4 separate regions of the Homo sapiens genome follow, and regions 1, 3 and 4 are each linked to region 2. Evidence: chromatin contacts called from ENCODE Hi-C or POLR2A ChIA-PET data. All regions are on one chromosome and are shown on one strand. The core of a region is the stretch at or near the end of the contact, and the rest is flanking DNA. Distances in the headings are between cores, read along the strand shown. Region 1 holds the start of NINJ1 (ninjurin 1). Region 2 holds the start of IPPK (inositol-pentakisphosphate 2-kinase). Region 3 holds the start of SUSD3 (sushi domain containing 3). Region 4 holds the start of CARD19 (caspase recruitment domain family member 19).

Region 1 (7,496 bases), core at 4,459-6,958, 460 kb after region 2:
GCGAAGCTGCCCAGTGGGCCACACCCCATCACACGTGTGCTCCGCAAGGTGCAGTGTCCCAGGGGCTGCTGGCCACAGTGGGCATGTGCTCCTAAGTTTCACAAACCTCAAGTGCCAAAGTGCCTTCCTTCAAGGCCACCCTTATGCTCATTCGGGTCTCCATCCCAGGACTTGGTGCTGGGAGAAGGCCAAGTGCAGACCCCGTGAGGATTTCCACCTTCTGGGGGCATCTACACATATATGTGCGTGTTCCTAGTCACAAAAGCACAGAAACACACATCCCCCAGAAAGACACACATAGACGTGAGACACACATGTGCACACAATACGCACACACAAATACACATGCACATACATACATATGCACACGTACATAAACAGACACACAAGCCCAGGCTAACTGTGTTGGCCTCTGGGCAGGAGGAAGAATTCCCTTTTTTTCTGAGCTCTGCAGAACCATTTAAATATTTCACAGCCATGCAGTCACGAGGAACACTCAGATCCATTAAAAAGCACCATCCGCGCAGAGCCTCCAGCTCCCCAAGCCTCAGCTCTCAGCACCCCCAGCCACGAGGAGCCTGTGCCCCTGCTGTCCTCATGCCCACTTAAGGTGGGTAAACTGAAGCCCAGCAAAGGCGGTTCCTTACCCAAAGCCACATAGCAAGTGAGGGCTTGGCTAGGATTTGAACCCAGGCCCCGGGGCTCAGAAGCTCTGGTAGCTGATGCCATTGTCCCTTAGGGGCTGAACTCTCAATGGCTCCCTGCTTCAGGCTCCAGCTGTGTCCGGACAACTAGCCCCACTTTGTGCCTCAGTCTTCCATGTGTACCACGAGGCTGTGGAGCAGATGCCCCAGGATGGCCTCTGAGCCCCGAGTGGCCAGCAAATGCCCTGACCATGCACCCCTGCTGGTGAAGGGCACTTCCAGCCCATCCGGCCATCTGCTTCCTGTCCAACCTGCAGCTAGGGAAGCTTCTGCATGCAGGTCAAGCCCTGGCTCACCACAGCCCAGCCCGTGGCCCTGACGCAAGCTCCCCCTCCGTTGGCCTCAGTCTCCCCCTCCGTATATCTAGGGTTGCACCTGGGAAACTCCTGCTTACCAAGGGAGAGGCTGTGTTCCTCTCCCATTCTACAGACCAGCAGATTGCAGCTCAGAGGAGGTTTTCCCAGAGCCATCTCCCAGGACTGTGTGTCCCAAAGCATAGGGCTGCCCCAGGATACAGCATAGCTGGCAACCACCCCAGGCAGCAGGCCACATTGGGAGCATCATGTGGAGGGGAGGGCAGCAGGGACAGTCTGCTTCCCTGTCCCTAACCTTGGTACTCTGGGCCTTGGAGCCCTGAGCTGACCACCACACAGGAGGGTCCCAGGGAGGACGATCCCACTCTCCCCCAGTCCTGGGCACTTGCCTCTATCTTGGGATGGGCCTGAGGGTGGCCGGGGGACCCAGCTACCACAGGTGAGGGAGCCCTGTGGTCCTGACCAGCCAGCAGGAGCTGCCAGGAGCTAAGCCCTGCTGAGACCAGTGCCCATGGCTTGGGCAGGGCAGGGAATAAACACCCTGGTTAATAGATTCCCAGAACCTCAGCAGCACTCGGGGCCTGGGGCCAGGCCAGATATATTTCCTCTGAAAGCTAGGAGGGAGGCTTGGTGAGGAGGTCAGCTCTGTGTAGGGGCGTGGCTGGCTCCTCATGCAACCTTCTGTGGACGGTCGGCCTCCCCACTGCAGGCTGCACATGTTGGGGCTGGGCCACACGGTCGGTCCTAGGGCCACTTCAGTGAGCATCCTCAGCTCAGGCAGGAGGGGCTGGCACAGAAGTGGGATATGAACCAGGCTTGCTGCATCCACCGGCCTGGCTCTGGCCATAGCATAATGGGTGTTCTGGCTCACCCAGGGCTTGGATGGGAGGAGACAGGGTCGGGGCTGTGGGCCCACAAATGTGGTGATGCATATCAGTCGCCCTTTCCAGGGGCCTGTGAGGAGTAGGGCTGGAAGCTGCCACAGCACCTCCTTTACCCCCCGAGTCCTGCCTCAACACTGACCACTCTATGCCTCAGTTTCCTCATTTGTAAAATGGGTAGACAAGGATGTGGAGGGGACTGAATGGGGTGGTCTCAGATGCCCCGTGGCTGGTGGAGCGCATGGCAGTGGGTGGCAGGGCTGTTTTCCTTGATGCCTGGCTCTCACTGTTTTGAAAGACTCTGCCTCCCCGACCAACTCCACTGACTCAAAAGCAGCTGAACAGGCTCACAAAACAGTCACACAGCAAAGAAAGGACAGCCTGGGGCACAGGTTCTCCTGTGCTGAGCAGGACCCAGGGGGACAACAGGGACGAGGTGCCTGCCCTGGGTGCCTGGGGGGTCCCAGTCTACACCTTGGCTGCTCGCAGCCTGTCCTGCTCACTGGCCCTAACCCTTGGACTCAGCAGGCATTGGCAGATGGTGGGGCGACCTGAAAATCAGGCACCCCTCTTCTACCCCACCATATGCTAGGACCTGCCTGGGGCTTCCGGCATCCCTTGTCTGACCCACCAGTGTGGGCATGAGCTGCTGTGCCCATTCCCCAGATGCCACACAGACAGGCAGGGCCTGGCACTGGAGCCCTGCACCGTCTCCTACCGGCCAGCCCAGGAAGCAGGCCCTGAGAGGGTCTCCCAGCTCCATGTCTGTGTTCCTGGCAGGAAACCCCAGCAAGACAGCAGGAAGTGCTGGAAGGCGGGGTTCCCACCACAGCTGGGCCAGGCAGACCCACTTCCCGCGGACTCAGCACTGGCCACGAGTGGCCCTGAGACCATGTTAGGGTTGCCTTTTAGAACTTGGCCCAGACCCTGCCGGCCTCAGGATCTGCCAGGAAAGCGGAAATGAGGAAACGAGCAAACCTCCTCCTGGGCAGCTGAGGCCATGCACGGCCCAGACGGCAGGTATACAGGGCACAGCTACCTACCTCCAAGGACCATGCCTCTCGGCCCAGATGTGGCCCCAGGAACCTTCAACCTGCGGGCTGTGAGGGGCAGGAAGGTGTGGCTGGCACCAGATGGCCGTGTCCTAACCCCATCCCCACCACCTCCCTGCCTTGAGACACCCTGGGGATAACAGATTCAGGCCATTTTCACATTAACATTGTTGTTTACTATTCCTTCTGCTGACAGCCACAAGTGAGCTGACTCAATCCCTGGACACTGATGGGGGCCCTCACATGAAGGGCCACAGGGGCGCAGGGCACACGGGGTAGGGGAGACCTGAGAGCTTCCCACGGCCGTGGCCCAACAGAGCCCACCCAGGTTGGAGTTCCACGTGTGGCTCCTCCCTGAGCCTTGTCCACCCTGGGAGGTGAGCAGTTGTGCCCCATTTTACAGAAAAGGAAACTGAGACTCTCCATTTTACAGAAAAGGAAACTGAGGGAGCTGGGCAAAGCGCTGCCCTCTCCAAACCACTGCCAGGGGTCACCAGTGGGAGAGGGTCTCCGTGGCAGGCAGAAGGATGAGGGCGCTGAGTGCTGGCCTGGCTCTAAGCACTTCATATACATCAGCTACTGAGTCCTCACCACTCTCTATGGCAGGCACCGCGACCACACCCATTTCACAGATGAGAAACTGAGGCACAGAGTGCTGACATGATGTGCCCAAGAAACGGAGAAGCAAGGTCTTGAGGTTGGGAAGAGGAACAGGTGTGTTGGGTGGTCCTGGGCCCCCAGGCTGGGTGAGCAGAGCGGCCCTCGAAGTTTTCTACCCCTCAAGGGGAAATGTGCTCATCCTCACACTGGCTCATAGCCTTTCCACAGCTCCCTGGACACCAGACCGTGATCAGGCCTGCAAGGCCCCTCCCATCGGCCTGGCTTCCCATCCCCCCACCTCCTACCTGGCCCTCATGTGCTCTGTGGTCCAGCCTCTGAGCCTTTGCTCCCACTGTTCCCTCTGCCTAGATGCCCTTCCACACATCTCAGAGAGCCAGATCTGCTCACCCACCTTCCCTGCCCTCCAGGGCTCAGAGCCAATGTCCCCACCTCCACAGAAAGCCTTCCCTGACCACCATGCCCCGCCCCCCACGATGGGCTCCCAGCCCCCAGGGAACCCCCTGCTTTGCCCTGGCCTCTCCTGCCCTGTCTGGGCTGGGCTGCTCTCCAACCGCGGCTTGGTGGGGCGGGGCTGTGTCTCTCTCCCTCTGGTGCCCAGAGCCAAGACAGTGATCCGGGAACAAATCCAACCCAATCTCCTCTGGGCTTGAGATGCACCCATCTCAGGAGGCACAGCCTATCCTGCCGCCCGCAGAAGTGAGCAGAGACTGCTCTGAGTGGAGGGCATTGCCCGGGCAAGGTCAGGGTTGGGGGAGGAGCAGTATCCCTTCCTTTCCAAGGCGCTTCCAAGCCACTGACCTGTTTATTACCTGACTTGCTTTCCCCACTTCCCTGAAGGCAGGAGAGACCCTTTGTTCTCTCTTTATAAGACCATGTCTAAAAGGCCCAGCGAGGTGTGGCAACTTCCCAAGGACACACAGCCGGAGGAGCCCCCTGCCTATTGCTCCAAAGTGCTCACACACTGGGGCAGGGCCAGGTCGCTGGGGTCCCGCACACCGGTCAAGTCCTGCAGTGCGACAGCTCCTCTCTAACCTAGGAACAAGTGTCCATGCAGCCCCAGGGCCATCCTATCCCGTGGCTCATGGGGCCCCGCCTCCCCGAACATGTCCTGTCCCCACAGCACCGGCCTAGGACTGTTCACCAGCGAGTGGGCAGAGTGTCTTTGCCCCAGTCTGGTCCACGCCATGGAGAGGCCTGGAAAAACCCAACAGGCTGCTGTTCCCTGCCCCCATCCCTGAGGGGGTTAGAAAAGGAAAGAATGTTCAAAGTAAACAAGTCACCAGAGGGCCATGCCAGGACCTTGCAACAAACACAAGGTGCTCAGTAAGTGCTGAGTCCTGGGATGAAGAATTCTGAAGCGGGACCACTACCAGGGCCTGCCCCCTGCCCACAGCCCTCCCAGGCCGGGCAGGGCAAGTTCTGGAGGGCCGGTGGCGGCATACACTGAAGGCTGTGTGACGTTTCTATTTCTCAAGGCAGGTGAGTGGAATAGGGACCACAGCGGGCCCCAAGTTCCCCCATCAAGGCACGCATCAGATTGTGTGGTCAGCGTGGGGTGACGTAACTGTCTGCATGCAGCTGGTCTGGAGCCCGGAGGCTGTGACTCCCCTCCGCCCGCCTCCGGGCAAAGTGCGCGGAGGAGCCGGCACGGCGAGGCTGAAGTTAGAGAGGCCCGCGCGAGAGTGGGGGGGAGGTCGGGAAAGCCGGGCGCCGGCAGTCCTTAGCCCGAGGAGCTGCGCCGAGGCCCCCTCCGCCGTGCAGCCAAGCGCGGGCGCTGCTTAGTGGGGCTGGGGACGCCAGCCCGCCCTGCGCCCCCACGCCCCCTCGTCCCGCCCACTTGCCGGGGGTGGCTGGAGCTCCCGGGGGCATCGTTCTGACCCTGATGGGGCGGGAAGGACTTGGCCTAGAGCGGGACGTCCCCCAACACTCTGCAGTGCGGACGCGGCGCACACAGGTGCCCGGGGAGCCGCGGCGCCCCGAAAGGACAGGGCCTGGCAAGATCATGCAGCGGTGGGGGGAAGGTCTTACCGAGGCGTCCGGGGAGCCGGGTGTGCCCGGAGGCAGGCCGCCGTTGAGCTCGTACTCCTCGGTTCCCGAGTCCATGGTGCGGCCGCCCAGGCCGCCAGGATCCGGGCCTGAGCGCGCCCGAGCCTCAGCCGCAGGCTCCAGCTGCGCGCCCGCCCCCGGCCCGCCCCCGGCCCGCCCGGCGGCGAGCTGCTGCCCCAGACTCCGCCTCCACCCGGGGCGGGCCCGGGGCCTGGAGGCTGTACGCTGAGAGCGCGCAGTTTGGGGCGACCCCAACCCCTCGGGCCTGAGACGGTCCCGCGGGGCCCCACAAGGGAGGGGGCGCGACGCCGATGGCCCCAGAGGACCCTGCGCTGCGTCTTGCTCTGAACCTCCGTCGCGGACACTTTTAATCCACAAAATGAGGCCAAGAACGACCTTTCCCTGGCCACCAGGCAAACTGCATGAAAGCGAGCGGGCGTTGCCGCTGGCGCCCACGCTGGGTTTTTCCCAGGCGGGGTTCGCCCTGGGAACCGCAGATCGCTCCAGCACAGCGCCTGCTGCGCCCCTAGTAACAGCGTCAGAGAGTCCGGGGTTCCCCTGATTGCGGGCCACGCTGACACAGGGCTTCCCACTCCCTGACCTTAGGTTTTCCTGCCTGGGAAATGGGGGTTATGAGGGCACAGACTGCTGGAGGGGCTGGGGGAGGCACAAAGGGGATGAACGTGCGCTGACTCATGGGCCCATCTGTGCCACCTGTGGCAGGGGGTGGGCTGGGGGCAGCACAGTGCCCAGAGCCCTGGCCAGATGCTAGGCGGGCCCCCACCTGTTGTATGATTGAAGTGGTTGTTTGGTCTCTGTTTCTCCATATGTTCATTCCTCAGCACTTTGCCCATCTGGGGGCCTGGGGGTCGAGAGCATGTGGCGGCCACCCTGGGAGGCCAGGGGAGTTCATCCTGACCACAGCATAGTCAGCTTGCGGCAGTATGGCCACTCTATTTCCAGAAGGGCAGTGGAAGGAAGGCCAGCTCAGACCCCAGGCTCTGTCCAGTCAGGCTGCCACCGGGACAGGAGGTAGGAGTGAGTGGGCATGGGCAGGGCAGCAGGATTGCGCTTGCCCTGATCCTCCAAACGGGGTCATCCCATGAAGGAGGAGCTGTCGTGGGCCCACTTCACAGCAGAGAAACTGAGGCTCAGGCTGTCACTGCCCCAGCTCTGCCTCAGAGGGGATCTGCAGGACAGGGTCTGGCACGGTGGCCCACGACGGGGATGGTTGCTGTTGTCCTCGCATAATCAGGGCACTGTTGGCACACCTGAGTGTTCACCAGCAGCTGGAAATCCAGCACCATTCACACAAAAAACTCTCTCACAGTATGGGACAAATCCCTATTCTGGGGGATAGTGCCTGCCCACGAGGGCTCAATTCCTGGAGGGGCAGGAGGTGTGGGACCACAGAGAAAATACGTCACACCCAGAAAGGGCCCTGGGAGCTGCAGGGGAGCCCTGAGACCTTGGAAGGCCAAGGGCGTGTAGAGAGGCCCCGAAGTAGGAGGGCTTGGCAGGTGGAGACCCCGTCCTGAGAGTATTCTTTCCTTTGTGCCATGTGGGAGCTCCTGCAGTGTGGTTCATCATTCCCATCCTTTTTTTTTTTTTTTTTTGAGATGGAGTCTTGCTCTGTCGCCCATGCTAGAGTGTAGTGGTGCGATCTTGGCTCACTGCAAGCTCCACCTCCCGGGTTCACACCGTTCTCCTGCCTCAGCCTCCTGAGTAGCTGGGACTACAGGTGTGCGCCACCACGCCCGGCTAATTTTTGTATTTTTGGTAGAGACAGAATTTCACCATGTTGGCCAGATCACCTCCTGACCTCAGGTGATCTGCCCGCCTCAGCCTCCTAAAGTGCTAGGATTACAGGCATGAGCC
Region 2 (7,648 bases), core at 2,471-4,970:
GGGCAACCTGTGGACTTCACTAACCTGAGATGTGGCCACTGGCCCAAGTACTGCACCTTCAGGCTGCAGCGAGGAAACTGTGCCCAGATGGGAAGTTCCCTCATCAAGGAGCCCCCACAGGGTCAGTGTCTGGAGCTCCAGACACACACCAGGGAACATGCCAGGCTGCCGAGAGCCTCTCAAGCATGCCACAGGGTCCACACCACATGAGGCAGAGAACACCATGGTTACCTGTGCCTGGGAAAGTTCAGGTGCACAACCATCCCAAACAGAGGCAGAATGCAAACTGACAGGCAAAATGAGAATCATCCTGGGCCGTCTCTGAGTGGAAGGGCCTTGGGGAAGCTGACCACCTTCTGTCAGGAACACCTTTAAACGCCTCTCTATGGCTGGCCTGCTATTTACCTTCCTGCCCACCCTGGGCACAACCTCCCACCCTCCTGTAGCCCACACCTAGTTCCTCCATCCCCAGGCCTCATTTCCTACAAGTCCTGCGCTGCACAGAAGGCTCTCTCTCATCCCATGTTTGCATACTGCAGGAAGAACATCACTGTGCTCCTTCTAGTGCTGACAGCCAATGACCATGCAGATCTCCTTACCTAGGCCCTCGGCTCCTGCAGGACGAGCTCAGGCTGGCTGAAGGCGCATCATGTTCTCATGGTAGAGGGGATGGGGGTCAGCACAGGACTCATTAGGGACCTTTCAATTCTGAGAGAAGCTGATGTCCTCTCAGAGAAAGCAACCCTCTCCTTACCTGGAAAAACTTGGCAAAGGCCTCCCTCTCTCTTGGACTGAATGAGGTGGATCTAAGGAGTACAGTAGCAGGGTCCACCTGCTCCCACACCCGGCTGGAAGGAGGCTGGGCGCATGCTCAGCATCCACAAGACCACGGACTCCTCCTATTCTACCTCACCCATCTCTTATCCCACTGACACACACCCTCTGCTCGAACTCAACAGGTCCTAAAAAGCTGCCTTCTGGGAATTGCTCTCTCTCCTCCTCGGTCCACAGCCTGAGCAAACAGGCCACAGGGCAGAGCTGGTGGGCTAGGCTTGGTTCAGGTTACCACATCAGGCACAGGCTCCATCTGACCTTAACTTGATGGGAAACATTTTCTCATGAGACTATGTGCAGTGATAATCTTCAATTTCAAATGATGAGCTAAAAACAACAACCAAGCAGGAATGAGCACAGTAAAGCAAGTTTAGATTTAAAATAAAAAATGAGGCTGAGTACAGTGGCTCACACCTGTAATCCCAGCACTCTGGGAGGCTGAGGCGGGCGGGTCATTTGAGGTCAGGAGTTTGAAACCAGTCTGGCTAACGTGGTGAAATACAAAAAAATTAGCCAGGCATGGTGGCAGGCACCTGTAATTCCAGCTACTTGGGAGGCTGAGGCAGGAGAATTGCTTGAACCCAGGAGGCAGAGGTTGCAGTGAACCAAGATTGCGCCACTGCAGTCCAGCCTGGGAGACAGAGCAAGACTCCGTCTCAAAAAAAAAGAATGAATAGCATAGGTCTAGAACAGCCTGGTGGCTGTAGGTAAATTTGAAAAGGTGAAAGAAAAAATAAACAATCAACCTGGCGTGGTGGCTCACGCCTGTAATCCCAGCACTTTGGGAGGCTGAGGTGGGTGTCACTTGAGGTTAGGAGTTGGAGACCAGCCTGGTCAACACGGTGAAACCTCATCTCTACTAAAAATACAAAAATTAGCTGGGCACGGTAGCGCATGCCTGTGATCCCAGCTACTCGGGAGGCTGAGGCAGGAAAATCGCTTGAACCTGGGAGGCGGAGGTTGCAGTGAGCCGAGATCGCGCCACTGCACTCCAGCCTGGGCAACAGAGTGAGACCCCGTTTCTAAATAAATAAATAAATAAAAATAAACAATCATTACAATCAGAGCTGTGCAACAGGGTAGGGCCAGGCTGCCCTGGAGATGCCTACTCAGGGAAGGGGGTGGACACATACTTGTCTGGAACGTGCAGAGAGATCCAAGTGCCAGAGGCAACTGCGTCAAAGCCTCTGCTCTTTCAACATGGGTGTCCTTTTGCTCCAAGCCTGAAACTTGCTGCTTCATCTGCCACTACTTTTGAAATTTAATGTATCAGCCCTCACTAAAGAAAAGTCTTAGGTTTACCTAAAATGCAGAGATACATCTAATCTTACCAAGGAATTGGAAGATTAGTATTTGTTTTGGGAAAGGATTCAGGGGATCAGCACAGTAACCCAACAACAAAAGGACTCACGCAGAAACATCCCTCACTTTGCCAATAGTGGACTACACAAGAGAAGGACAGCTTTAGGTTAGCCTGGTCCATTATTAATTCACCTAAAGATCTTGAGCAAAGCTTGTAGTCTCTGTTCTTTAGTTCCCTGTGCTAATGAGCAACAAAATCCAAAGGCACAACCTAGGGGCTACCTGGGTGTTTGCAGCTTACACTACAGCTGACCAATGCACCCAGCATAGGAACAACAGAAGCAAGGCAGGACTCCACTGCCTACATCATCCCTGACAAGCTGTTCGACTCGGGCAATGCCCTTAACCTCTCTGATTTTCACTTTATTTATCTGTCCAAGGGATGACAATTATCACTTGCTAAGCATAACTTGATGGGTTCCTGCGTAACTGGTCTTTGCAACAATCCCACAAAGTGAATTCTACTACTAGTTCCACTTCACAAATGTAGACACTGAGATTCCTGTGCCTTTAACACCCATGCTCTAACTCCTCCCTACATGACACCTATCCTCGCCTCCCTCACCCCCCTCCCCCGTTCCAGCCGGCCACATTCCTGCGTGGTTGTACCAGACAGCAAAAGGTCAGAGAGATCTGGGCCCTCACAGAAACCCACACGCTTCACTCTTGGGATTCACCTTTGCGAGATCTTACTGCAGTTTCTAAAACTTTCACCCTCGTTGAATTCAGGTGAAAGCCTTCAAATTCTAAAAGGTTGAGAAGAGGACCTGTGGACAACATCCCCTTACTATTAACAGCACAGCAATTCCGTAGTCTCACGAGGCTGAACTCTTTTGGTGCTGAGAGTAACAGCACTGTGGGCACTCTGCTTCTTCCTCCAGTGCTGGCCGGGCCCTCCGTCCCAACCAAGCCTCCACCCCACTGCGGCCTGGCAGTCCGGCGGGCATCCAGGCGGGAGGCGGCACCGCGTGAGGCTGAGCGCGGCACCGACGGGGCGGGGAGGGGGATGTGGAACTGACTCTGACGGGGAACGGGAATACTGAGGGGACGACAGACCGGCCAGGAGAAGGATCTGGGGCAATGGGAGACTGACCCAGTAGAGAGGGGATACTGGGGTGATGAGGAACCCAAGCGGTAGGGGGGGATGCTGGAGGGTGGGGGAATTCCGGAGACCGGCCGGGGAGGAGGAAGGTACTGGGGGGACGTGGAACCGACCCTGTTGAGGAAACGGATAATGGGGGCGGGGTGATACCGGCCGTCGGAGTGAGGTACCGGACCTGCGCCGCACGTCCACCGCTCACCTGCGCGTGGGCCACCACCAGGCTCTTATTGCCCTCTCCGTGGTACCCCCATTCATTCTCGTCCATCTTCCCCTCTTCCATGCCCAGGCGCAGCCCTGGCGCCTCGCGGGCTAGGACTCGGGGACGCGAGCTGGGGGCCGCCCGCCTCGCTGGGAACCAGCCGCTGCGGTCGGGGGAGGAGCGCCTGTCAGCTGCCGCCCCCGCTCGACCCCGCCGCGGCGACTAGCAAGCTGTGGCCGCCGGAAGCCACGCCCCCGGCGCCTGCCATGACGGAGTCGGGCAATTCCGGGTTCGTGACACTTTCCTCACACCGATCGCGACGGTGGATGGGCCGGCGGCCATCTTAGGTACTGGTAGAGCGACTCATTTCCGGAACGCGGTCTTGGGAGCCGGAAGAGAAGCTTCCGGCCTCGGCGCCGGATGTGTAGCTGGCGGAAGGAGCCGGCGGCTTTTCGGCGCCCGGTAGTGACCGGCAGTCCCCGGGTAGCCAGGGTGTCTGGGTGTTGGGACCGCTTAGTCGCGAGACCCCAGCAAACCTCTTGGCGTCTCTGAGCCTCAGCTTTTGCTTCTGTAGAATAGGGTGTACTCATCGTACATTTCATGGGAATACCTAACGCAGTCATTTGGATGGTCCTGTGAGGTAGAAAACATTGTCCAACGTTCTACGCGAGGAAATGTGGCTGGGCCACAGGACTGGACTCCCCAGTCCCGCTTTTGCCTGAAGACTTCGAGGGACGCAGTTGGAGCGCAAGGCTCCTGCTTGGCGGTGAGGCAGAGGGCTAACGACCTTCCTTCTCCTAAATTCACTGATGCGGCGGCAAGAATGGCACCGCCTCGTAGAGCTACCGCATTTCCCAAACTCGTAGTCTCAGGACCACTTTATACTCATAAAAATGAGGGCCCCAAGCTTTTGCTAATGTGGGTTACAGCTATCGATGTTACCACATTCTAAGTTAAAATGCTTTAAAGTTTTTTGTTGTTTCGTTTAAAAGTAAACAGCCGGGCGCGGTAGCTCACGCCTGTAATCCCAGCACTTTGGGAGGCTGAGGCGGGCGTATCACCTGAGGTCAGGAGTTTGAGACCAGCCTGGCCAACATGGTGAAACCCTGTCTCTACTAAAAATACAAAAATGAGCCAGGTATGGTGGCGCAGGCCTGTAATCCCAGCTACTCCGGAGGCTGAGGCAAGAGAATCATTTGAACCCAGGAGGCGGAGGTTGCGGTAAGCCAAGATCGCGCCATTGCACTCCAGCGTGGACGACAGAGTGAGACTCCATCTCAAAAAAAAAAAAAAAAAAAAAAGTAAACATTACATTCCACGCCCACCACCAAAATAAAGGAGTGGTATTGTTTTACACTTTTGCAAATCTTTTTAAAATCTGACCTAATAGGTTCTCACATGTGCTTCGGCATTCGGTCTGCTGCAATATATTGCATTGGTTGACATACACATTGTGAAGAACATCTGCAGTTATGTAGTTCACAAAGAGAGGACCTGCAGACCCAACTTTGAGAACGGCTGGGCACCTTGCCAGGCCTTGGGAATTGTAGTGAAATCAGGCCAGTGACTCAGGAAAATGAGCTGAAGGCTTTGAGCATCTCTTTCCTCCATTTTAGGCCTCAAAAGGGAGGCTGGGGCAGGGCATGGTGACTCATGCCTGTAATCCCAGCATTCTGGGAGGCCGAGGTGGGCGGATCGCTTGAGCTTAGGAATTCCAAACCAGCCTGGCAACATGGTGAAACCCTGTCTCTACAAAAAATTAGCAGGGTGTGGTATCTGTGCCTGTAGCCCCAGCTACTTGTAGGGCTGAGGGGCTGAGGCGGGAGGATCGCTTGTGCCCGGGAGGTTGAGGCTGCAGTGAGCCGTGATCAAGCCACTGCACTCTAGCCTGGGTGACAAAGCAAGATTCTGTCTCAAAAAAAAAAAGTGGGGGAGGCTGGGTGTGGTGGCTCACGCCTGTAATCCCAGCACTTTGGGAGGCCAAGGCGGTGGATCATGAGGTCAGGAGTTTGAGACCAGCCTGGCCAATATGGTGAAACCCCATCTCTACTAAAAATACAAAAATTAGCTGGGTGTGTGGTGCACGCCTGCAATCCCAGCTACTCGGGAGGCTGAGGCAGGAGAATTACTTGAACCCGGGAGGTAGAGGTTGCAGTGAGCCCAGATCGTGCCACTGCATTCCAGCCTGGGCAACAGAGCAAGACTCCGTCTGAAAGAGAAAAAAGGAGGCGGTGGGGGGGGGGTGGTGGGGAAGCTGGGTGGGAGGTGGCTCAGGACCCTCCACAGGGATGGTTGAGAAATGGGGGCAGAAACAGCCACTCCTGGAGGTAAGTAGCTCCCAACAGAGAGAGAGGACCTTAGGGCTCACAAAATTCAGTCCTTCCCACGCCCCCACAAGGCCAGGGAAGCTTAAACATGACTGCAGTTGAGTTCCTCAGCACCCTGCAAAAAGGAGAGTTGGGGTGAGATTAAATAATATATTAAGCATTAAAATATTTCCTTGAAACCTCTAAGGTGCTAGAAATGTTCTGTATCTTGATTTTTTCCCCCATGGAGGTGTATTATATCCCTGATACTTTAAAATTGCCATTATATGGTGATGATAAAAAGCAGATTCATGCTGGGGATGGTGGCTCACGCCTGTAATTACAACACTTTGGGAGGCCCAGGTGAGTGGATCACTTTGAGTTCAGGAGTTCAAGACCAGCCTGGCCAACATGGTGAAACCCATCTCTACAAAAAATAACAAAAAAATTAGCTGGGCATGGTGGTACACACCTGTAGTTCCAGCTACTCAGGAGACTGAGGTTGGAGGATTGTTTGAGCCCAGGAAGTGGAGGTTGCAGTGAGCTGAGAGCACACCACTGCACTCCAGTCTGGGTGACAGAGCCAGATGTTGTCTGAAAAAAAGGTTTTTTAAATCCAAATTTGGTTTTATCATTCTTTTTAAATTCACAGGCAACAGCACCTGGGCAGACCATGCCATTTCCCCTCCTGAACTCGGGTGCTTTGAAAGAAGTATAGGGGGCCGGTCGCGGTGGCTCCCGCCTGTAATCCCAGCACTTTGGGAGGCCGAGATGGCCGGATCACCTGAGGCTAGAAGTTCAAGACCAGCCTGGCCAACATGGTGAAACCCCGTCTCTACTAAAAATACAAAAATTAGTTGGATGTGGTGGCGTGTGCCTGTAATCTCAGCTACTTGGGAGGCTGAAGCTGGAGAACTGCATCAATCCAGGAGGTGGGGCTGCAGTGAGCTGAGATCCTGCCACTGCACTCCAGCCTGGGTGACAGCAAGACTCCGTCTCAAAAAGAAAAAAGAAACAAATATGGGGACGAACAGTGGGAATGCAGAGGAGAGGGTTCCCATCTGAGGAGGCTGGAAGAAAAGAAGGCTGGAAAAGAACCATGAGAAACACATGTCTGTCGTTTAAGCTATACAGCCTATGGTATTTTGTCATGGCAGTCTGAGCCAAGAGAGGGAGCAATTTAATTAGATGTGTTATGCTCTTCTATCTAGGTCCCATATAGATTGCCAACACTGTTAGTGCTTTCTCCTTTTGTGTTAAAAAGGAAAGATAGAGGAAGGGAGGGAAGAAGGAAGGATGGAGAAGAGAACAGAAAAGTAAAATGAAAATGTCTTCTAACCATATTGAAAAGCTATCCAGGGCCGGGCACGGTGGCTCACGCCTGTAATCCCAGCACTGTGGGAGGATGAGGCGGGCGGATCACAAGGTCAGGAGATCGAGACCATCCTGGCCAATATGGTGAAACCCTGTCTCTACTAAAAATACAAAAATTAGCCGGGCGTGGTGGCAGGCACCTGTAGTCCCAGCTACTTGGGAGGCTGAGGCAGGAGAATAGCTTGAACCCAGGAGGCAGAGGTTACAGTGAGCTGAGATTGTGCCACTGCACTCCAACCTGGGCGATAGAGTGAGACTCCGTCTGGAAAAAAAAGAAAAAGAAAAGTATCCAGAAACAGGGTGGAAAAGCATTGGTAATTGTGGAGTACCAAGTAATGAGTTCTTACTCTACTCTTGCTATTTTTATGTGTGTTCGGAATTTTCCTTACTAAGAAAGTATGTGATACCATGCGTTGCCACGATATGGCATGGCATGATGAGAAGGCACTTCACCTCTGTGGCGTTTCCCCC
Region 3 (7,175 bases), core at 4,406-6,905, 390 kb after region 2:
AAAGGTATAAGCCAGGGAACCTCAGCAGCCTGAGCAGAGACTCTGAGATTCAGCGGCATGGCTGCCAGACACACTGCACCTGCCCCAGGCTGTCAGGACCCTCTGATTCAGCCCTTTTTGAGAGGAGGTGGGGAAACTGGAGCCCAGGGGGTGTGGGCTTACCTGAGGCCACCAGAGGGCTGGTGAAGAGGCAGGATGAAAACACGCTGAGCCTGGGGGCTGGTGAGGGCAGAGCAGCCACTGCTCTTTCGGGGGCAGGGTGGGAGCTGGCAGGAAGCCTGTGGGGAGGGAGGAGGCGAGGCTCTCACCCTTCTCCAGTGACCAGGCACTTGGCGGCCCACGCTGCTCGCTACGCAGGTGCCGGGCATCAAAGAAGCTTAACTGGCTCTTCAGCATTAAGCCTCGGGCTGCCCTTGACCCACCTGTGCACCCCCTGACCTGCCAGCTTAACTGGGAACAGCTCCAGGCCAATGAAAGCACAACCCCCCACCTGAAATCCTATGCTTGGTTGTAACTCCTTAGAGCATGGTAATGCCGTGTAATCCTAGCAGCCGAGGACCCAGGTCAGTCCACATCTTTCCCGACAAGTGAACATCAGAATGGCCGTGGGAAATTTTGCAATAGTTTACATTTACAAAGCATTTAAAATCCTTGTTTCTTATCAGAGAATAGATACATGCTCATTGTGGAAAATTCAGAAAGTACAAAAAGAGTTGAGGGGTGGGAAAAAAGATGACCTGCTATCTGCCAGCCCAGTGGTGGCCAGGTAAAGGCCTTGGTGTGCAGGATGAGCATGGGGGGAGCAGCCCCTGGCCAGAGTTTGTCCCTCCTAGGCCCAGCTGTATCCCAGCTTCTAAACTGGCCTGGCATGCAGTAGGTGTTTGGTAGTAGCTGTTCCATGAATCTGTCATTCCTTCTGCCCTCTGGGCGCCTTGCTTTGTGTCTCTGCATCACCATTTCTGAACCTGAGGGCGGCAGCTCGATGTCATGTCACCCAGGCTGACTGATCTGCTTGTGCAGGCTGCAGCCAGGTAGGACAGTCTGGTGGTCACAGCTCAGGCCCCAGCAGGGGAGTACCCCCGGGGAGGGGCCTTTGTCGCTCTGCACAGTGGGGACAGGGCTCTTGCCTTGCTTTAGGAGGATAAGTGGTGGGTGTTGAGGGCTCCAGATGGCCCAGCAGAAAACATTTTTGGGAAAATTGTTTTCTCTGCAAACATCTGGCCTGCTAGAGCTTCAAGGTCAGGTTACTTTTTTTTTTTCTTTTTTTGCTTTTAGTTTTTAAAAGGTAATACAGTTTTTAAAAAGAGAGGACACCCATGAGGCCACCAATGCTTCCCTGACTCTTACCTTTTGCAAAAGAACTTTCTGGACGTGGTCTATTGTGAGAGGTTTTCAGAACAAAAATCTCATTTTTCTATTGAGTAAAAACTAAAATCAAGAATAAAGCAAAACAGGCTGGGCGCAGTGGCTCACACTTGTAATCCCAGCACTTTGAGAGGCCAGGGAGGGTGCATCACCTGAGGTCAGGAGCTCAAGACCACTCTGACCAACATGGTGAAACCCTGTTTCTACTAAAAATACAAAAATTAACTGGGCGTGGTGGTGCATGCCTGTAATCCCAGCTACTTGGAAGTCTGAGGCAGGAGAATTGCATGTACCCAGGAGGTGGAGGTTGCAGTGAGCTGAACTCATGCCACTGCAATCCAGCCTGGGTGACAGAGCAAGACTTTGTCAAAAAAAAAAAAAAAAGGCAAAACAAACTGTTTTAGATTTCCACAATTATTATCTAATTTTAGAAAAACTCACCAAGCCAAGAACTCTGCCACCACCAGACTTCTGCATGGGTCCCCTCCCAGGCCACCATGGCCCATGGGTGCTGAGTCAGGCAAATCAAGGGTTGAGGAAGGCTTCCTGGGGGTGGCAACACCTCAGCTAAGGTCTGAGGAAAGAGGAAACTCCCAAGCCAGACCCTCACCTTCCTCTGGAAACCTCTGGCAGCGCACAAGACCCCCATGTTACAGAGTGGAACACTGAGCCCCAGGGCTGGCAGGCCTCCCCTGCCTCCCAGGTTCCATCCAACAAGTGTCCACTGACAGTGCACTGTGTGCTCCCAGTTGCAAATGGAGCTGGGAAGAGGCTGTGGCTTTGGTCAGTTCCTCAGGCTGTGCCTGACTCTGCTTCCTTCTCCCGGCCTGCCTCACCAGCAGCCAGCAGCCCATCCGTTCCTCCTAGCCTCCTCCCCTGCCTCCTCCAGCAGGGAAGCCCATATGTTTTGCGTTTTTTTTTTTTTTTTTTTTTTTTTTGAGACACAGTTTCCCTTTGTCACCCAGGCTGGAGTGCAGTGGTGCAATCTCAGATCACTGCAACCTCCGCCTCCTAGGTTCAAGCAATTCTCGTGCCTCGGCCTCCCAAGTAGCTGGGATTACAGGTGTGTCTGACCTCAAGTGATCCTCTCGGCCATATCCGGCCACATGTCCATAGCTCCACACCTGGCCACATGTCCTCTTCATTTCAGAGACGTGACACAGGCTGAGCAGGCCTTAAGGACAGGCAGCACGAAATGGCTCTGACAGGGAGTGCCATCAGGGAGGGCTCCATGGAGAAGGAGGGTGAGGAAGGCAAGGAGACACACCCAAGCAGGCAGAGCCTAAGCACTGCTCCCAGTTTGTGCCTAGACTTGGAGAGTCTGGGAAACCAGGCAACTAGGACAGCTGAGCGGGTGGGCCAAGCTCAAAAGCTGACGGGCCTTCACAGTCCAGCTTAGAGGCCACCACTCCATCCTGAGCACATCACAGTCTCTCACTTGCCTTGAGAGGGTGGCAGGACAATGTCCACCCCTCAGATGAGAACACGAAGACTCAGTGCAAGGGTGCCCACCCCTGCCCCAGGGATCAGGGAAGCCTGTCAGAGAGCCATGGTTCTCACCATGGAAGGGGGCACCCCAGGCGGTTGTCCCTAGTGGGCCAGTGCCGTTCTTTTCACATGCCTCAGTTTCGCCCACGTGCATGGCTAGAATAGCTGGGCTTTCTAGGAGCAAACCATTCCAAGGGCCTGGGAAAAGGTGGACAAGATGGCCCTGATCAGTGTTCAAATAGGTGACAGGCCCACCTCCAGAACCAGCCTCAGATCCCTCCCATAGCTCCTGAAGATGGCCTTTTGGCAGCAAATGGGTGTTCTGAGCCACAGCAAGGCATACAGTTCCCTGTGGAAACGACATGACAGAGGTCCTTAGGCCACCTCCAGGTCCCCTAACAGTACAAATGGAGGCCCAGCGCCACAAGCCTGAATGTCCACAACCCAACCAAGCGACAGACTGCTCAGAAAAACATGCTCTTTCCTCCTTGATCCCACCTGTCAGGGGCTGAACTGTGTCCCCCAAAATCTATATGTTTAAGTCCTAACCCTCAGTACCTCCAAATATGACCTTATTTGGAGACAAGGTCTTTACAGACTCTTCTTTTTTTTTTTTTTTTTCTTGAGATGGTGTCTTGCTCTGTTGCCCAGGCTGGAGTGCAGTGGCACAATCTCAGCTCACCACAACCTCCGCCTCCCGGGTTCAAGTGATTCTCCTGCCTCAGCTTCCCAAGTAACTGGGACTACAGGCACGCGCCACCATGCCCAGCTAATTTTTGTATTTTTAGTAGAGACAGGGTTTCACCATGTTGGCCAGGCTGGTCGCAAACTCCTGACCTTATGATCCACCTGCCTCTGCCTCCCAATGTGCTGGGATTACAGGCGTGAGCCACTGAGCCTGGCCGGTCTTTACAGACTCTTTATAGGGTCTTAAGTTAAGATGAGGACATTACGGTGGGCTCTAATCTAATATGACTGGTGTCCTTAGAAGAGAGATTTGAACACAGAGAGACACAGGGAGAGCACCATGTGTAGACAGGAGTTAAGTTGCCACCGGCCAAGGAACTGCCAGAAGCTGGATGATACAAGGAAGGCTGTTCTCCTGGAGTTTTTGGAGGGACTGCAGGCCTGCCGACACCCTGATCTCAGACTTCTGGCCTCCTGAACCATAAGACAATAAATTTCTGTTGTTCTCAGGCACCCAGTCTGGGGTACTATGTTACACAGCTCTAGGAAACACACTTCCTAAATGGCCAGGTGTTTAGCATTTGAAGGCTCCTGAAGGCCTGGGTCACAGCGTGGTGGCTTAGGGAGCTGCAGGCAGCCTGGTGTTTTCCATCCCCACCTAGCTCCACCCAGCTATTGGAGGGCTGCCCCAGACCTCCCTCCCAGCCCTGTCCATGCACCTACAGGCAGTGGCCTTCTGCCTGGTGGTGCATGGTGGGCAAAACCAGGGAAGGGACCACACAGGCCTGAGAGGTGGGCTAGGGGCCACTTGGCAAGACATTCTGGGGTCCCAGAGTGTGGTCTGGAGTGGGCACTGCTGATGGCCCTGCCCTTCCCGACATGGCAGAAAGAATACACATGCTTGATTTTGAATAAAGGAGATTGAAGTAAGCCATCGTGTGTGACCCACAAGTCCAAGTGGGAAGAACATATCAGGGGTGACGCCAACCCTGATGGCGAAAGGGGGAGGGCCCCTCACGTTTCACACTGAACCTCAGCTTTGGAGGGCTCGGAAAGCAGAGACGGGGAGGGGCTGCCCTGCTGGAACCCTGCTTCATGGTCCACCTGAACATCCACACTCTTCACGGTCACCTGCCAGGCACTCTAGAGCCAGCCTGGCCCACCTGGGCCACCTTCTGCGCTCCTGGAGGCATGCCTAAGCCAGCCGCACTGGGCTTCTGCTGCCACACATTGCCAAACCAGGGCCTTTGCACCTGCTGTTCCCTCTGCCAGGATTGCCTTTGCCAGCTCCACAGGAATAGGCATGGCTCAGGTGGTCTCCCACAAGCAGCCCAAGATCCAGGATGTCTGAGGCCTGACACCACACCCAACCCTTTGGTGGCTGCCTGGGCAGGGGGCTAAGCCTGGGTTGGGTGGGGTCAGAGGGAGAGAAAGAGCCCGGATCACAGCTCTGGGCCTGCTGCAAGTGGAGCTGGGTGGGAAGGGGAAGCCAGGAGAAGGGAGGCCTCCAGGTGTGGTGGGCCCTGCAGACAGACCCCAGGGCTTTCCATCCTGTTTCCCCCAGCCGGGGGCCCCTCAGTGAGAACCGAAGACAACAAGGGCACCCAGACCTCAGTGTGCCTCAGACGGCCTGGCCCAGTGAGAGACAGGGAAAGAAGGCTGGGTCCACACAGGACTCTGGGGGTGAGTGGGTTACGGGAGGGGCGGGCCGGGGAGGCGTTTTGCTGTTTGCCCTTTGGTACCGGCCGAATCCGGCACCCTGAGAAGGCAAAATCCTGCTCAAAAAATAAAAACACAGAAGCACATGGAAAAACCACACTAGGAGTGAAGGTGAGAACAGGAAGGGATGGGGGAAGGGTGTTGGGCAGAGGTAGCCACGCGTGCAACGCCCCGGAGTAGCAACACTTTCCGCTCAGCCGGCTGCCTTGGCCCGCTGGGTATTTGGTCTCCCCAAGGGCCCCCGCCCACAGCCCCCGGCCGGACCTCGGCCCCAGTCCAACGTGTGGGCGTGGTCTGTAAGTTGCATGGAACCGCCCCTGGGCGGGCGTGGAGGGCGGGGCCTCCCCGCCCCTCACCCAGGCCCAGGCCCAGGCCCCGCCCCCACAAGCCGGGCTCACTCCCCTGGCAGACCCCGCCAAGCGCCTCGGAGCGCGCAGGATGCGCTGGGCGGCCGCCACCCTCCGTGGCAAGGCGAGGCCCCGGGGGCGGGCCGGGGTCACCACGCCTGCCCCAGGGAACCGCACAGGTGAGGGCTGGGGCCGAGTGGCCGCGTGCGGGGCTCTGCGCCCATTTCACAGACGGGAAAGCCGAGGGGAGGGGGTCGCGGGGCCGCACAGCCGTGGGTGGGGGCCACAGCAACGATCTGCCCCGAGGACGAACCTCCTCGACCCTCCGCCGGCCCAGCAGGCGCCCTAGCGGAGCCGAAGCCTGGCAGCGAGCAGTTCGAAACCAGGCGGCTGCACGCAGCAGCCCGCGCGCCCGTTCCCGAGTGGCCGCAGCGCCTTGGTCCCGGGCGTCTGCGGACAGCGCGGCCGGCCAAGCCTCTCCACGCCGCAGGCTCCGGGCCCCTCCGCGCCCCTCCCGGGGAAGTCGAAACCGGCCTCACCTGGCGGGCGGGTGGCGCGGGGGCGGGAGGGGGGAGCCGGGAGCCCTCTCTGCGCCTGAGGGAGGTGTCATCTTCACGATTCCTTGGTGACCAGCGCAGCTCCACTTTACAGATGGAGAAACTGAGCCTGCGAGAGGGGAGTGGCTGTCCGAGGTCACCCTGTAGCCAGGCTTGGGATCGCCTCGGCTGTCTCGGAGGAGGCTCAGAGGCCTTTGGAAGGAAGAGAAGCTGCTTTTTATTTTACTTTTAAGTGTTTGAATTCAAGAATGTGCTTAAAGAGTTGTCTGCTCCCGTGCCCAAGGCTCCGGGGTTCGAATGCTGGCCTTGCTCCTTGAATGATTCTAAAGTCTAACCCTTTTAGAAACGGAACCAAACCGGAACTCTGGGTCTCAGATATCCCAAAAGCTTACTTCCGCGGCCACTGCCCACGAACGTTAGGCCTGAGGGTTCTGGGCGTCTCAGGCGTTGCGGGGCTAAGGCTCTGCGCAGGAGGAAGCTGAGGCCCGGAGTGGGGTGGGCTGGACCAGGTCACACTGTCAGCCTGCAGCCCCAGGGAACTGGCAGGAAGGTGGCAGGAGAATGGCTTCCTCTCACAGTTGGGGAAACTGCGGCTCAGGGAGCTAATTCACCGAGCAGAGGTCCGCAGCTCAGCAAAGTGGGCGCTGAGACTTGTTCCTGGCGCTGGTGGATTTGGTTTATTTAGTTTGACTCTGGCAGCCTAATGTCCAGAGTCCCTAATTTGGTGTTGGGGTGATGAGCACTTTTGCTCCTGTGTTTGAGCAAGGCCTGCCCAGGGCCTGGTACTACCTGAGGAGCCCCTTCTACTGGCACAACAGCCTGGGGGCGTGGGTGCCAGTGCCCTTTGGATAGCCTTGACTTGCCCAAGGTCAGCCCAAGGCCAGGGAGTATCTGGAGGCTCTGGCATATTTGCATACAAAAGGCTGTTTGCCTTGGAATTTGTGCTGGGAATGGAGCTTAGTCTGGCACCCTGTGCTCTTGTTCATCCTGCCTGGCCCTGGCTCTGCCTCTG
Region 4 (7,146 bases), core at 49-2,548, 430 kb after region 2:
TCACGGGTCTCCACTTCCTGGCTGGGGCCCAGTGCATTCACATCATGTGGGGCTAGGAGCTTCTTGTGGCGGGCTCCGGAGCTGGAAATGCCAGGCCTACGAGAGGGAAAGCAGGAAGGAAAGCGGGAGGGAAGTGGAGTTGGCCCAAGGTCACTCATTTTACAGTCCAGGAAACTGAGGCTCAGGCAGGTTAAGTGACCTCTCTAGTTCGGGTCACACTGTCAAGCTAGTGTCTTCTTTTGAAGGTGGGGGACTGGGGTCCCCCAAGAAGGTGTCCCCCCCCCACCCCGCCGAGCGAGGTCACACCGTTGAGTCCTTCTCCCCTGGATTTGGGAAAGCATCACTGGGCACTGCCTCCTTTGGCTGGTCCCTGTGGCGTACTGGACGCCCACCGGCCTTTTGCCCCAGGCCTGGCCCTGTACTCCCCAGGGCCTGACTTTCTGTATGACGTTGGATCAGTCACGTCCCCTCTCAGTTTCAGTTTTCTCATCCAAGGGGTGGGGCGCGAGGCCGGGAGCGGGGAGGTGGACTGAGCCGGCCGGCGGGCCACCTGGATCCCGACTCCGCCACTCAACGCGGCAGGGCCCGGAAGGGCGGGCCCAAGACGGGCAGGGCTCCGGGCAGGAGCGGGCGCCTCCAGGGAGGCGCGCGGCGGTCGTAGCTGAGGCCGCCTTGAGGGCGGGACTTGGACGCGGGCAGGGCTCGAGTGAGAGGCGGGGTTAAAGGCCGCTGCGACGGCGTTATAGACGCCGGCGGGACCGGGGCCCAGCGAGGGGAGGGACTCTGGGCCCCTCGCGGCGTCTTAACTGACGCTGGGAGGGGCGGGAGTCCGGTGGCGCCCGCCCACGCCCGCAGTCGCCCGCCCACGCCCGCAGTCGCATGGCAGAGCAGGAAGGGGCGGGGCTCAGGGCCCCTGGAGGCGCGGAGGCCGACGACGGAGGGGGGCGGGGCTCGAGTAAGGGGCGGGGCCCGGTGGGGGGTTCCTTGAGGCTCGGAAGCCGTCGTCGGAGGGGGCGGGGTTCAGGTGCAGGGCGGGGCTCAGAACTCCGGGAGAGGCGGAAGCCGACGCCGGAGGGGGCGGGGCTCGAGTGAGGGGCAAGGCTCCAGGATCCTCGCAGCGGCCTATCCCAGGACGGCAAGGGGGCGGGACTCGAGTGAGAGGGGCGGAGTTTAGAGCCCTGGGGGAGCCGTAGCGGGCGCGGAAGGGGCGGGGCCTAACGGTAGGGGGCGGGGCTCGTCAAAGGGCGGGGTTTAGAGTCCCCGAGGCTACACAGCCAAAGCCGGGGGGCTGGCCTAGCCAAAAGGGGCGGGCGAGCACGGCCCGCGGGCGGCGTTCGCTGGAGCTGGTGGACCGGGCGGCTGACCGAGGGGCGGACGCGCGGCGGGGCAGACCGCTGGGGACTGCGGGCGGCGCTGTGTCCGTCGCCATGACAGGTGGGCACGGGGTCGGCTGGGCGGCAGGGATGCGGGCGCCCTGGATGGGTGGCCCGGCCCGGGGGTCCGGCTGCCTTGCGAGTCGCCTGCAGGCCGCGCCTGGGCAGCGGGGGCCGAGTGACCTTGGCCCGTCAGCTGTCGGTGGTGCGCGAGTGCACCCCCGCGAAGTGGTGGGTGTCCCGGGGCTTCTACCCGGCGGGGCCGTGCCAGCCGAGGCGGTGCCGGGCATGATGGGTGGTGGCCAGGTGCGGGGCCCGAAGAGGGCGGGGGCTACAAGGCAGCTCCAGGGTGGGGCTGCACAGCCGCGGTCTGGGCTCAGCCACTGCCAATGTGTGTGTGTCCCGTGGTGGGGAATTTGGTCTGAAAGAGTAGGAGGTGGTAGAAATGACACCGGAGAGAATTCACAGCGGTCCTGCTGTGATTCTGGCCACGGAAACAACGCTCCATCCTTACAACCACCCCAGCGAGGTCGCGGGACAGGCGATGCGTTCCTCGGCGGCATGTGATTCCTGTGGGACTCTTGGAGTCTCCCAGACTCCTTCGGTGGTCCACGACGCTCTTGCCCCTGTTTAGTTCTAAGAGAATCGGGGACAGCGACTGGACCCCCCAAGGTTGTTGTGCTCCACGCTAGTGGCCCCAGCCCAGCCTTCCTCCCCAGGGCCTCTCTGGTCTGGGGACCTGCCCACCATCCTCCTGATCCCAAACAGGGTGACTCTGCCCTGTGGACCTTCCCCTGTTGGAGAAGCCCCATGAGGGTGATGGGCTGGTAAGGGACCCCATGGCAGCCCGGCCAGGGAGTATGGGGGTTCCCAGAAGCTACACTTCATTCTTACTGTTCTGTTTCATGGAGCAGAATTGGCTCAGGGGCTCAGGGTAGCCCCAGAAGTCCCTAGTCCTCTCTCGGTGCTCGCTCTCTTGAGTCTCAGCCTAGGTCCTGCCCACAAATAGGATCTCATGGGCTGGAAACTGATGACTTCCAGGACACCAGGCCAGAAGAGACTTCCAGCCTAGGCCACAAGAGACCCCAGCTGCCACCTGCTCCCCTTTGTCCTCCCTTCTAACTCTTCTTATTTGTGGCTCTCATTTCTGAGCACTTACTGTGCATTGGACCCTGTGTTGGGTGATTCCTGTTTGAAAATGATCAGATGGGGACACCTGGAATATCTCGTCTGTGTACAGATGGGGAAACAAAGTCTTAAATTGTGCCCTGCCCAGGCTGGGATTCCGTAATTCCCTTAGTGAGTTCATCAGAATGCGTGGGACACAACTCAGAGCTGTGTTGGTCTCCAGGGAGCCCTGTCCCAGGGACTGGGTGTTGGCAGAGCCTGAGGCCTTGCTGTCCATTAAGGAGCCTTCCTGCACAAAGGGACTTTGTCCCTTTCTGCCTGTCAGGGAAGCTTCCTTGCATAAGGGGACCCTGGAGCTGGGAAACCACATCAGGCAGGGGTCCCTGAAGGCTCTGACTATAGGCCTCACCTTGTCCAGTGTATGCTTCCTACCTGCTATGTCTACTCACTGGGCCTGGAGACATTCCCTCACAACCCTTAGTTTTTGGGATGGGGAACCAAGGCCCATGGAGCACAGCTCTGGGAGGGTCATATGGACAGCCCTGCGAGGCTGCAGACCCATAGTCCCAGGCTCACTGCCTCCATGCACCAACTGGGGTCCTGCCTTGCGCCAGCCCTCGCTGTGAGCAGCGCATGTGAGCCAGTGCCTGCAGAACGCTGAGGAGGTGTCTGCGTGGGGCAGGTGCTTGACAAGTTACCCCCTGGGCTGTGCCGGGGAGTGAGCAGTTTTAGTTGGGCTGAGCACTGAGAGAAGGGGTTTCCTGGAAGAAATTCGGGAGAGGAGGTTGATGCCCAAGTGTCTGGACTCCAGTTGGTTGGGGATGACAGGAACTCAGGAAGGCCTTTTGCACGTAGAACAGCAAGGTGAACATGAATTAACCAGGTGGAAACCAAGGAACAGGTATTCTCAGCCTGGGCTGAGATGTCTTGTGGGCCTAGAGGGCCCGGTGAGAGTGGGTGGGGCCAGCTCCCACGGGGCCTTGAATGCCAGGCTGAGGGCATCAGTCTGGGCTGATAAGAAGGTTCATATTGGGGTGTTTGAATGGGGGTCCATAGTCCTGGTGCCAGCCTGGCAAGAAGGAAGGGGATGTAGGGCGTGGTGAAGGCTTGCCAGGTCTGTGCCAGAGCGAGCCATCTTCCTTTGTCCTGTAAAAACAGTTCAGGGACTTGTTTATCGGGAGCTGGCACTGAGATGGTTTCCCTTCTTGTGCCTTTTCTGGCTTCCAAGTGCTGCCTGTTTGTGTGCACAACTCGCAACCACAGGAAGCACAGGACCCCCAAGCCGCAGAGCCTGGCTTCAGCCTCCGGACCGTGCGGCCTGTGCCAGCTGACTCACGGCTCATGGTGACTCATGGCTCTGCAGCAGCGGAGGCTCTGCCTGGTTAGCGGCTTGCAGGGCAGGAGGAAGCCACTACAGGATGCTGGCCACGGTCCACCTACAGCCCTTGCCCCTGGGTCTTGGACCATACATTGCAGAACTCTTTTTTTTTTTTTTTTTTTGAGACAGAGTCTCATTCTGTCACCCAAGCTGGAGTGCAGTGGTGCAATCTTGGCTCACTGCAACCTCTGCCTCCTGGGTTCAAGGAATTCTTCTGCCTTAGCCTCCTGAGTAGCTGGCTCAGCCTTCTGAGTAGCTGGGAATACAGGCGTGTGCCAGCATGACCAGCTAATTTTTTTTGTATTTTTAGTAGAGATGGGGTTTCACCATGTTGCCCAGGCTGGTCTTGAACTCCTGACCTCATGATCCATCTGCCTCGGCCTCCCAAAGTGCTGGGATTATAGGCGTGAGCCACCGCGTCCGGCCTGCAGAACTCTTTAGTGAGCACCTACTGGGTGCTCAGCCAAGTGGGCAATGCTGGAGAGGACAGCCTTGGGCGTGCTTTTGGACTGGCAGGGAGTAGACTGCTGTAGCTGATTACAGTGAATTTCCATGTTAATTAGAGAGGCAGAACGTCTGAATATCAAGAGGTGGTCCTCAACATGGCTGTGCCTGGGCCTGGATCTTGATCTGTCACTTCATATCTGGTTGCAGTCTTGGGCAGGTACCTTATCTTCTCACTGTGCCTTAGTTTCCCTACCTGAAAATGGGGCTGGTGGTTGTCCTTATGTTGCAAAGCTGTTGGAAGGATGAAGGTTGTAGGTGACGTAGGGCTCACAGAGTGCCAGACATATGGGATTGCTCTGTGAATTTTGGCTAATTCATCTTAGTTCTTTAACGAGAGGGCTGCAGGCGCTGGACCCAGACTGCCCAGCTGGGCCTGTCCATGTGGCCTTGGCAGGTCACTTGACGTCCCTGTGCTCAGCTTCCTCACCATGATGGGGCTGCTGGCAAGTCCGCATAGGCTGCTGTGGGACTCAGTGCAGGTGAGGGCTGAGCCAGCCTTTCCAGCCCCCAGCCATCTGCCTCCCTGCGCGGCCCACGGTGAGTGGCTTCAGCCAGATGATGGAGTGGCTGATGGCCTCAATGTGGGCATCATCAGGGGCCCTGTGAACCAGGATGGCCCCCCTATTGTTCTCTGGAGGGCAGGTATCTCTGGGGTTAAGGATACGTTTGTGGGTTTGCTTGGTGAATGCCAGCCCGCACCCCTACACTGTGAGCCCCTGGAGGATGGATCTGCCCATCACCGTGGTCCCCAGCCCCGCACAGGGCGAGCGTACTGAGACGGGCTGTTCTCACCTGGGCCTCAGTCTGTAGGGTCTGCACAGGGCCCCACGGAGCATGGCTGCTTTTGGGGTGGGTCCACATTCTGGGGTACAGAAAGACCAGCCAGGAGGAAGTGGCAACTGGAAAGAGACATGACAAAGTAAAACAGTCTGTTGAGTCTGTGCCTCAAGGAGTGAACCCAAGAGGGGGCCCCACTGTGTTCAACATGATGACACTGTTTTTGTTTTTGTTTTTGGTTTTTTCTTTGAGACAGAGTCTCACTGTTGCCTGGGCTGGAGTGCAGTGGCGCACTCTCGGCTCACTGCAACCTCCGCCTCCCAGGTTAAACGATTCACCTGCCTTGGCCTCCCAAAGTGCTGGGATGACAGGCGTGAGCCACCGCGCCCAGCCTTCATTTCTTTTTAGCACTGAATAATATTCGTTGTATGGATAAACCAGAGTTTATTTATCCATTTACATTTTTTGTGAGAAAATATATGGAAACATAACATTTACCTTCTTACCCATTTTTTCAGTGTACACTTCAGTGATACTAAATACACTCACAGTGTTGTGTAGTCATCACCACTGGCCATTTCCAGAACTTCTTTATCATCCCAAACAGAAATTTTGTACCCGTTAAACAATAACTCCCCTTTCTCCTTCTGCCCACACCTCCTGGTAATCTGTATTCTATTTTCTGTCTCTATGAATTTGACCCCTCTAAGTACTTCATATAATTGGAATCATATAATATTTGTCCGTTTGTGCCTTGTTTATTGCACTTAGCATAATGTTTTCAAGGTTCGTCCATGTTGTAACATCCACGTATCATAATTTCCTTCCTTTTTAGGGCTGAGTAATATTCCATTGTACATAGGTATATACCACATTTTGATAATTCATTCGTCTTTTGGTGAACATTTGCACTATTTCCATCTTTTGGCTATTTTGAATAGTGCTGCTATGAAAACCAGTGTGCAAGTATCCATTTGAGTTCCTGCATTTATTTATTTATTTATTTATTTATTTGAGACAGAGTCTCACTTTGTTGCCCAGGCTGGAGTACAGTGGTGTGATCTTGGCTTAGTGCAACCTCCGCCTCCTGGGTTCAAGTGATTCTCGTGCCTCAGCCCCCTGAGTAGCTGGCACTACAGGCGAGTGCCACCACGCCTGGCTAGCTTTTTGTATTTTTAGTAGAGACGGGGCTTCGCCATGTTGGCCATGCTGGTCTTGAGCTTCTGACCCCAAGCGATCTGCCCACCTCAGCCTCCCAAAGTGCTGGGATGACAGGTGTGAGCCACCACCCTCGACTGAGTTCCTGCTTTTTGTTTTCTAGGGTACATACCTAGAAGTAGAATTTCTGGATCACACGGTAATTCTTTTTTTTTTTTTTGAGACGGAGTCTCACTGTCGCCCAGGCTGGAGTGCAGTGGCATGATCTTGGCTCACTGCAACCTCTACCGTCCGGGTTGAAGCGATTCTCCTGCCTCAGCCTCCCAAGTAGCTGGGATTACAGGTACCCGCCATCACACCCAGCTAATTTTTGTATTTTTAGTAGAGACTGTGTTTCACCATGTTAGTCAGGATGGTCTCGATCTCCTGACTGCATGATCTGCCTGCCTCTGCCTCCCAAAGTGCTGGGATTACAGGTGTGAGCCACCGTGCCGGCCATCACAGGATAATTCTATGTTTAGATTTTTGAGGACCTGCCATACTGTTTTTTTCCACAGTGGCTGCACTATTTTACATTTTCACCACTAATGCCAAAGAGTTTGAATTTCTCCATATCCTCACCAACATTTGTTATATTAATATATAGCTATCCTAATGAGTACGAAGTGATATCTCATTGTGGTTTTTATTTGAATTTCCTTAATGACTAATGATGAGCATTTTTTTTTTTTTTTTAATTTGAGACCAAGTCTCGCTCTGTTTCCCAGACTGGAGTGCAGTGGCGCCATCTCGGCTAACTGCAACTTCCACCTCCTGGGTTCAAGC

What was found. A loop is a pair of places that touch in the nucleus more often than their neighbours do. ChIA-PET counts read pairs that join two places held with the same protein, here RNA polymerase II (POLR2A). Pooled maps may share reads with other maps.
Region 1: a loop to region 2 is called in a pooled map, with 8 times the contacts of the local background. The contact joins the promoter of NINJ1 here to the promoter of IPPK in region 2. A Hi-C loop is called at or near these places in 1 of 168 maps with a recorded cell type or tissue (ascending aorta) and 10 of 50 pooled maps. POLR2A ChIA-PET finds 5 or more read pairs at or near these places in 1 of 52 experiments (GM10248).
Region 3: a loop to region 2 is called in a map with no recorded cell type, with 18 times the contacts of the local background. The contact joins the promoter of SUSD3 here to the promoter of IPPK in region 2. A Hi-C loop is called at or near these places in 3 of 37 single-sample maps with no recorded cell type and 8 of 50 pooled maps. POLR2A ChIA-PET finds 5 or more read pairs at or near these places in 2 of 52 experiments (HepG2 and OCI-LY7).
Region 4: a map of CD8-positive, alpha-beta T cell shows a loop between it and region 2 (5-fold over the local background). The contact joins the promoter of CARD19 here to the promoter of IPPK in region 2. A Hi-C loop is called at or near these places in 5 of 168 maps with a recorded cell type or tissue (CD4-positive, alpha-beta memory T cell, CD8-positive, alpha-beta T cell, dorsolateral prefrontal cortex and 2 more), 5 of 37 single-sample maps with no recorded cell type and 20 of 50 pooled maps. POLR2A ChIA-PET finds 5 or more read pairs at or near these places in 2 of 52 experiments (CD8-positive, alpha-beta memory T cell and activated B cell).

Annotation. Positions count from the first base shown.
Region 1 is chr9:93,128,543-93,136,038 of GRCh38, forward strand. It overlaps NINJ1 (ninjurin 1), which reads right to left and starts at 5,709. Exons shown (of 4, transcript NM_004148.4): 1 at 5,601-5,709. The coding sequence starts at 5,675. It overlaps LOC124902212 (a long non-coding RNA gene), which reads left to right and starts at 4,470. Exons shown (of 3, transcript XR_007061665.1): 1 at 4,470-5,051. RefSeq lists enhancers at 2,236-2,834, 2,835-3,432, 4,914-4,963, 6,423-7,019 and silencers at 5,254-5,503, 5,674-5,903, 6,404-6,453.
Region 2 is chr9:92,666,411-92,674,058 of GRCh38, forward strand. It overlaps IPPK (inositol-pentakisphosphate 2-kinase), which reads right to left and starts at 3,721. Exons shown (of 13, transcript NM_022755.6): 1 at 3,498-3,721. The coding sequence starts at 3,578. LOC107987095 (a long non-coding RNA gene) reads left to right here and starts at 3,952. Exons shown (of 2, transcript XR_001746837.2): 1 at 3,952-4,263; 2 at 6,456-7,648. RefSeq lists enhancers at 2,823-2,992, 3,733-4,182, 4,193-4,242, 4,997-5,291, 5,549-5,718 and a silencer at 3,513-3,692.
Region 3 is chr9:93,053,046-93,060,220 of GRCh38, forward strand. SUSD3 (sushi domain containing 3) reads left to right here and starts at 5,656. Exons shown (of 5, transcript NM_145006.4): 1 at 5,656-5,785. The coding sequence starts at 5,698. RefSeq lists silencers at 5,371-5,820, 5,831-6,240 and enhancers at 5,751-6,731, 6,732-7,175.
Region 4 is chr9:93,094,919-93,102,064 of GRCh38, forward strand. It overlaps CARD19 (caspase recruitment domain family member 19), which reads left to right and starts at 1,299. Exons shown (of 6, transcript NM_032310.5): 1 at 1,299-1,434. The coding sequence starts at 1,428. LOC101927993 (a long non-coding RNA gene) reads right to left here and starts at 592. Exons shown (of 4, transcript NR_188444.1): 1 at 450-592; 2 at 1-96. RefSeq lists enhancers at 287-336, 3,530-3,599 and silencers at 447-756, 777-1,526, 1,547-1,656.